Regions from separate parts of the Mus musculus genome. Here all the other regions are linked to region 3. A link is a loop called in an ENCODE intact Hi-C map of the cell type or tissue named here. Cell type or tissue: gastrocnemius. All regions are shown on one strand.

Region 1 (2,500 bases), 63 kb before region 3:
CGTGTAGCTTTCAGCACTGTCTTACATTTAAGAAATAACATTTATCTCTTCTTTGAATTTTCCTGAAGATTAACTGAAGTAATTAGTAAATTTGCCTTTATATTTCTTATCATTTTTTACAAGGTATTAACACGTTTCAGTTAAAAAAAATATGTTGATTGTTTATCAGATTGGCTGAATTCTTTATTAGTATCTTTTTTTTTTTTTTTCTTTTTTTTTTTTTTTTTGGTTTTTTGAGATAGGGTTTCTCCATCTAATGGAACCCTGGCTATCCTGGAATATTTTACATTTTATGTTGTCGTTATAAGTTCAAGGATGACATATAAAGGATAGATTGGCTTATCTTAATTTCTATTATAGAAAAATTAATTTAAAAATTGCATACAAATATTTCTAAGAAATTTTGATATTACAGTGTGTTATTAAATATGTATCATGAATAATTTATATAAAAGTGATTTAAAAAAAAATGTTATCCTTTCTTTGAAAGGTTTGATTTTTCGATATCCGGAAGAAGACTATGAGTCTTTTCCGCTCTCACCATCTGTGCCTCTCTTCTGCCTTCCTATGGGAGCCACTATTGAATGCTGGGATCCTCAAATCAAATACCCACTTCCTGTTTTCTCAACATTTGTCCTGACAGGGTCTTCAGCTGAAAAGGTATATTTTGTGTCTTATTGATTAAACCTGTTTTGTCCATATTTTAATGTTGTAAAGTGGTTCGTATTTGCTTTATTTGAATGTTAGGATTATTTGGATAAAAGATATTACTATAATTCCCATTGTAAAAGTAAAAAATAACCAGTCCTAAAGTATGTACAACACAGTGAACTTCTACACAGATAGAATTAGCAGACTTTGGGTCAGGTTGATTTTAGTATATGACTTTTAAAATTTATTTGCAAGCTTTTTTAAAATAATAAAGTTTATACAGTTTTTGAAAGTGACATGAAAACTGTGATTGGGTGGCAGGTTCAGAGAGATCTGTGAGTTCAAGGCCAGTCTGATCTACATAGTGAGTTCCAGGATAACCAGAGGTATATAGAGAGATCCTGTCTCAAAACAAACAAACAAACAAACAAACAAACAAAATTAATAGAAGAAAACAGAAGACTAGAAATTAGGAATATGCTCTTTAACATTAAAAAATAAATTCAATTAAAATTCACTGACTTTGATTTTGTTTTCTTGAGATAGTGTCTCACAGTGTAGCTTATGTATATGAGTACACTGTAGCTGTACTGATGGTTGTGAGCCATCATGTGGTTGCTGGGATTTGAACTCAGGACCTTCAAAAGAGCAGTCAGTATTCTTAACATATCAATACCCAAAGGGAGAATTAAAAAAGGAAGGTAGACTTTCTAAAATGTAGCACTGAAAAGGGTAGAACATAAAATTCAAAAATATATAACAGATATGACTGGCATGGTGGTACATACCTTTAATTCCAGCACTTGGGAAACAGGTGGATCTCTGAGTTTGAGGCCAGTCAGGTCTACATAGAAATTCTCTTCTAGCAGGGGACAGTGGGACCCTGTCTTAAACAAACAAAAAAGCAGATAACAAAAATAAAACACATAGAGTTAAAAGGTTCAATAAATGAATTCCAAAAGAGTAGACTAGCAAAGACTACATTTGTAGTGCCGAGCACTTTCTTGGGTACTGGGAATCTGAGCTCAGTTTCTCGTGCTTGTGTGGCAAGCGCTTCATTCACTCAGCCATCCTCCCAGTGTCTGTTCACTTTTAAAAATAGTGGCTTATGTTGTCTGTCTAGATAGAGATGTTACCTAGTCATCTGGACATAGGAATTGATTTCTGGGACAAGGTCAGACAAAAGTAAAGATTGGTTTTCTGTTAGTGAGATGGTTGTAGTTCAAACCATTAGAATTAGCTGAAAAATGGCAATATTTAAATGATGAGCAGAATTGGATCTACTGTGGGAAAGAAAGAAGTTAGCAGAATAAAGATGTGGTTACTCTCATAGCAGAGAAGTAAGGATTTTGAAGCTAGGACTGTGAGTTTTAGTTTTGTTTTAGAGAGGAGAAGGAGGTGAAGCACTGAAAGTATGTTTGCTAGGTGATGAGAATCGTCGTAGTGGGTGGAGGTGAGAATAGTTACCTAACATAGAGCACGGCTGTTAGCCTGCTGTGGTGCTTTACTGGGCGGCTGAGGAACAACAGATAGTTCAGGCCTTATAGGGACCTATAACTTCAGATAACTAGAGAAAAAGGGAGAATAAAGAATTTAGATGTAACTGACAACCAGGTAGGGATTAGACCATGTGAAAATCAGCTGTAACTCAGTGATCTAGAGCTTGCTGTGTGCAGCCTTGAGTTGTATTACCATCACCAGACAATATGAACTAACCAGTACCGCCAGAGCTGTGTCTCTAGCTGCGTATGTAGCAGAGGATGACCTTGTCGGCCATCAATGGGAGGAGAAGCCCTTGGTCTTGCGAAGATCATATGTCCCAGTACAGGGGAATGCCAGGGCCAGGAAG
Region 2 (2,500 bases), 53 kb before region 3:
TTGGATTTCTTGGATTATGCCATTAGTGTCTCCTGCTTCGGAGTTCTTACATAATGCTGTCTCCCAGCCCCATTACACTCCTACCTCTGTTCCTTTGAACTCAGCTCAAATTTGAGCTTCAGAAAATCATTCTTTTGAACCACACCATATACTACCTCATTAAATTAGTTGCATTTTGCTAAGTTATGAACTGAAATTAACATTAGATTCCTAACCTGCTTATGTTTTAGTAAAGTAGTTCCCAATCCTTTGTTTCTCTGCTCTCCAGTGGCGCCAACTTTAGCTCCTTGCTGATGAATCTGGGTCCTGAGAACTGCGCGACATTGCTGCTGCTGGTTTTGCTCGAGAGTAAGATTCTGCTGCACTCTCTGAGGCCAGCGGTACTAACTGGGGTAGCCGAAGCTGTCGTTGCTGTAAGTACAGCTTTTCTTTTAGAACAGAATTACTACTAAAGGATTTTGTACTTTTCTTTAAAGAAGGCAACTTTACAAATTCCAGCCCAGTCAGTTTGATATGAATGTAATTTGAGTGTATGAAGAAAACAAATGTTTGAGGGGAAAAAAATGTCAGTTTCTAATTTTTCATGTTTTAGTGTTCTCCTGAGAGTAAATACTCATTACATAACAGTAAAACTTGTAAGTGGAGCCTGGCAGTCTCTACCTGTAGTCTTAATGTTTCCTCAGGTGACACAAACAGGGGTCTTGTCATCCTAATAGAGGACCCTGGAGACACTAAAGTAATGAATCCCCCAAAGTCCAAATTGGAAGCTGTTGCTTTATTGAGATTACTCACAGATGAGTATAGATGAGCAATTACACAGAGGAGCAGCGGCAACCCGGATGTAGCTGCATCATGGGAGCGCTCCCTCTAGCCTCAATGACTTGTGGATGCTGGAACCCTAGCGATCTGTGGGACTTGTAGGCATCTCAGTAGGTCAGAGTCTTTTCCAGACACTGAAATGGTGCGAGTGTTTACTGTTCTTATGACCTAGCAGAGGGCCTTATGCGTCTGAGTCAAGTTTCCCAGGCTCCTGTAGTTTAATATCCTAAGTCTCTGCTTTTTCAAGAAGGGAATGTTTCAATCTGTAGAAAGTTACTACACAGTATCATAGCACTTAGGAGGCTGAGGCAGAAATGTGTGTGTGTGTGTGTGTGTGTGTGTGTGTGTGTGTGTGTCTTGTCTCAAAAAAATATAAAAAAGAAATAAACCAAAACACTAGTGAAATTCTAGTTGATTTTATTTTGTTATGCAAATTTATTACATGGTTATTTTCTAACTTTAACTTAACCACTGTCTCTCGTTATATATATGGCTTTATTGTGAATAGGATAATATAAAAATGCGCTCTTGGGTAAATCACAAATGAAGTCGAATTGTATTTAAAACACTATAATGCCCTTTTACTGCACTTAGAAATCAGATCATAATGAAGTTTTTGTTGCTATGTGTAACTGTATGCACATGTGTGTGTGTGCACACACATATACACACACGTACTTCTGTGTGTGCACATGCCTCTGCATTCATGAACTACCAGGCTTGCTCTGTGGGTGCTGGGTTCTGAACCTCAGCTTTCATGATTCTGCAGCAAGTGTTCTCTAACTACTAAGTGATCTCTTTAGCCTTTGTTTATTTTGCTATCTACTTAATGTGTGTGTGTGTGTGTGTGTGTGTGTGTGTGTGTGTGTGTGTGTGCCTGTTTGTCTGCTTGGATACATGAGTGCAGGTGCCTGTGGAGGCCAGAAGAGAGCATTGGATGTCCTGGATTTACAAGTGGTTGTGAGCCATTAGATATGGGTTCCTGGAACCAAATTCAGGTCTTGTTCAAGAGCAATACTCACTCTTAAATGCCAGGCCATCTCTCCCATCCCTGGTTTTGTTTTGTTTTTTTTAAAGACAGGCTCACATTCAGCTAAAGTTGACCTGGAACTTATTTATCAGGTTGGTGGTGTGAACTTTCACAGTTCTCCTGCCTTAACTGCCTGTGTTGGGATTAGAGGTGGAAGCTGCCATGCCTAGTCACCCTGCTTCCTTGGTGTAGAATACTTTTGTTCATGTTTCAGGTAGTTGTCTCTTTATAGTGAGGCTCACATTGCATGCACTAGTGCATCCTGCTCTGGACTCTGTTTATGGGTCTTTTTCCTCCATAGTATTATTCACTTTCTAATAAAATATATACTTTTTATATCTTGTGTTTATTGTATGCCTCTTCCTGTCATACTAGTTGTCAACAGACCAGGCAAGTCTGGCCTGCCAGTTCACGTCTGCCAGAAGTGTACAACTAATAGTTTTATTGGAACATATGCTACTTATTGACTTATTACTTGTTACTGTTTTCATGTACAGAAGCAAAATTAAGTAGTTGTTACAAAGGCTTTGAGGCCTAAATTACTCTTCTTTTTACGGAAAAAAAGACTAAAATTCTAGACTTTGAAGCTAGGAGGCATAGGTCTGTTTTTATTGGTACTGTAATCTCATTGTCTAAGAGTGCTTAGCACTT
Region 3 (2,500 bases):
GTATGCATGCTTAGTGTTTGCATATGACTCAACTGCACTCCATCACACTGTTATAACCTATGAAGTCTGTAAACATAAGGTTAAGCGCTCTAATAATTAATATGAAAAGTACAGTGGCATAAACAGGTAGTAAAGAGTTCTTTCTCATGGTTATGTTTTAGAACTTATATTCTTTGTAAGCACATAACCATTTTTCTTTTTGGGAGGCAGGGAGGTTGAGACGGGATTTCTCTGTCTTTCCCTAGTTGTCCTGGAACTGACTCTGTAAATCAGGCTAGCCTCAACATAGAGATCCACCTGCCTCTGCCTCCCAAGTGCTGAGATTAAAGCCACCACCCAACCTATGATTTTTATATTTTCTAATAAAACTTTTAACTATGAACTGAATAGTTTCTAAGCAATTCCTTTTTCATCAGGGTTCTGGTTCCTTCTGGTATATTCACTTTTATGATAAGTAAAAGTTGTTCCCTGGTCTTATTACAGTTTCTGGAATTTAGTATCACACCCTAGCCTCTGGGAAGAAACTGTAAATTGGAGAAAAGGGAAGAAGGTTATCGTATTTAAAAAGAACAGAGAATATGTTTTAGTAAGCACACTGTCACATGATTTCCTGGCAAGTGGGAGGTGATATTGAGTAGACAAGGGGAGGTGACACAGCTCTGGAAACTTGTTACTGTTTGGAAAACTCACTCTGCAAGTATCGTCCTTTAGATTCTGAGAAGAAGCCGTCACTTCTGTCAGAGCAGCAGCAGGCAGCCAGCGCTTTAGTGGAGACGATCAGGCAGAGCATCCAGCAGAATGACGTTCTCAAGCCCATCAACCTGCTTTCCCAGCAAATGAAGCCAGGCACGAAACGGCAGAGGTAACGATTTCTCTATCTTTCACTTGATTCCACTTGAGTTAGTTAGCATTTTATGATTTTTTTTAACATTTGATTGATTTTGTGTGTGTGTGTGTGTGTGTGTGTGTGTGTGTGTGTGTGTGTGTGTGTGTGTGTGTGTGTGTGTGTAAATTTTACATCATACACCCAATCCCACTCATCTCCCTGTCCCTTCTAACTTGCCTTCCATCCTTGTAATCTCCCTGGCAGAAGGGAAAAAATATCTCACTGTAGAAGCTGTACTGTGTGACAGTGTATCCTACAGTATATGTCACACAGTATACCCTTTTGTCCACATTTCTTTACTTGCAAATGATCATTACAATGAGGAATTGGTCTGGTTCCAGGCCTCTGGCTCCTACTCCTCTATCAACGCTAAATCCTCATCAGAACTCCATTCAGCTATCTTGTTGTTGCCCTGTATCATAGAGGTCCTGCAGCTTTGGATCTTCAGGACTGGCCCCTTCATGTGTTCCTGCAGTTCATTGAGGCCAACTCAATGTCCAAGATTTGGACCTGGGAGGTAGCTGAGATGATCGGCTGGCTGGCTCTCTAGCACCCACACCATAGGGCAAGCTTCCCAGCACTGTCCTTGGCTAGCTCACCCAAGGCAGCAGCCAACAAGGGGCAGAGCCAGAGAACTGGCTCTCATGCTCTTGGGGCTGGCTCATCCATGCCCATATCGATAGGGCCATCTCTTCTGCCTGCTGTAGGTGGCAAAGGACAAGGTGGGGTGGCGTCTCATCTCCACCTCATGGCATACAAGTATCAGGGCCAGCTGTCCCTTGTTCACACAATTGGGTCCCACTCATCTGCAACCTCCATAACCAGGGTCAGCCTATTGCCTGTCACCTGAATGTCTCTGCCTGATAGCTGCCCAGGTAATAACACAGAGACTTTTTGTTAATTATGAAAGCTTGGGGCTGGAGAGATGGCTCAGCGGTTAAAAGCACCAACTGCTCTTCCAGAGGTCCTGAGTTCAATTCCCAGCAACCACATGGTGGCTCACAACCATCTGTAATGGGATCTGATGCCCTCTTCTGGTGTGTCTGAAGACAGCTACAGTGTACTTATATATAATAAATAAGTAAATCTTTACAAAAAGAAAAAGAAAAAAGCTTGACTTTACCTTGGGCTTTTTCCCAACTAGCTCTTATACTTACATTGAACCCATTTATACTAATCTATGTTCTATTACATAGCTGGTTATCTCTTGAGTACCAAGACTTGCTTCTTCCTCTGAGTTTAGCTGGTGAATCTCTCACCTTATTCTTTCCCAGAGTTCCTTTCTCCTACCTAGAATATCCTTTCCTGCCTTGCTGGACGCCATCAACTCTTTATTAAATCAATCAGAAGGTGTTGGAGATGTTTACAAAACACTGAGATAGGTGATGCTTCATATACAGTGCACAAGAGATTATCCCAGCAGGCACCGGGAGGGGGTTCTCTGGGGCTTGCTTTGCCCGTCCAGGCCACATGAGCATGTATGTTATATGTAATACCTCTGATTATAAAAGAAATAAGTGCTATTCAAATATATACATTCATATCTCATCACAAATGTACAATTTCACTGGAGATCTGTTAATTTCCAAATTTTGATACACAAAAGTATGTATG

Evidence for each region. Hi-C counts contacts between places; a loop is a spot of excess contacts. Peaks named below come from ENCODE experiments on the same cell type or tissue, not always from the same donor. Only the 100,000 strongest peaks of a DNase experiment are listed, where the experiment ranks them.
Region 1: it touches region 3 in a loop (2.8-fold over the local background); 3 of 42 quality-filtered maps call a loop at or near these places.
Region 2: a loop joins it to region 3, with 2.4 times the contacts of the local background. A loop is called at or near these places in 4 of 42 quality-filtered maps.

Annotation. Positions count from the first base shown.
Region 1 is chr4:86,781,052-86,783,551 of GRCm38, forward strand. Dennd4c (DENN/MADD domain containing 4C) reads left to right here. Exons shown (of 32, transcript NM_184088.1): 5 at 491-660. Among named protein-coding and RNA genes, the nearest start is that of Gm6521, 33 kb to the left of the region's middle. In gastrocnemius, no CTCF peak of the experiment used is centred here; no DNase peak of the experiment used is centred here.
Region 2 is chr4:86,791,059-86,793,558 of GRCm38, forward strand. Dennd4c (DENN/MADD domain containing 4C) reads left to right here. Exons shown (of 32, transcript NM_184088.1): 9 at 269-413. Among named protein-coding and RNA genes, the nearest start is that of Gm6521, 43 kb to the left of the region's middle. In gastrocnemius, no CTCF peak of the experiment used is centred here; no DNase peak of the experiment used is centred here.
Region 3 is chr4:86,844,116-86,846,615 of GRCm38, forward strand. Dennd4c (DENN/MADD domain containing 4C) reads left to right here. Exons shown (of 32, transcript NM_184088.1): 30 at 712-862. Among named protein-coding and RNA genes, the nearest start is that of Rps6, 12 kb to the right of the region's middle. In gastrocnemius, no CTCF peak of the experiment used is centred here; a DNase peak (open chromatin) is centred at 1,473.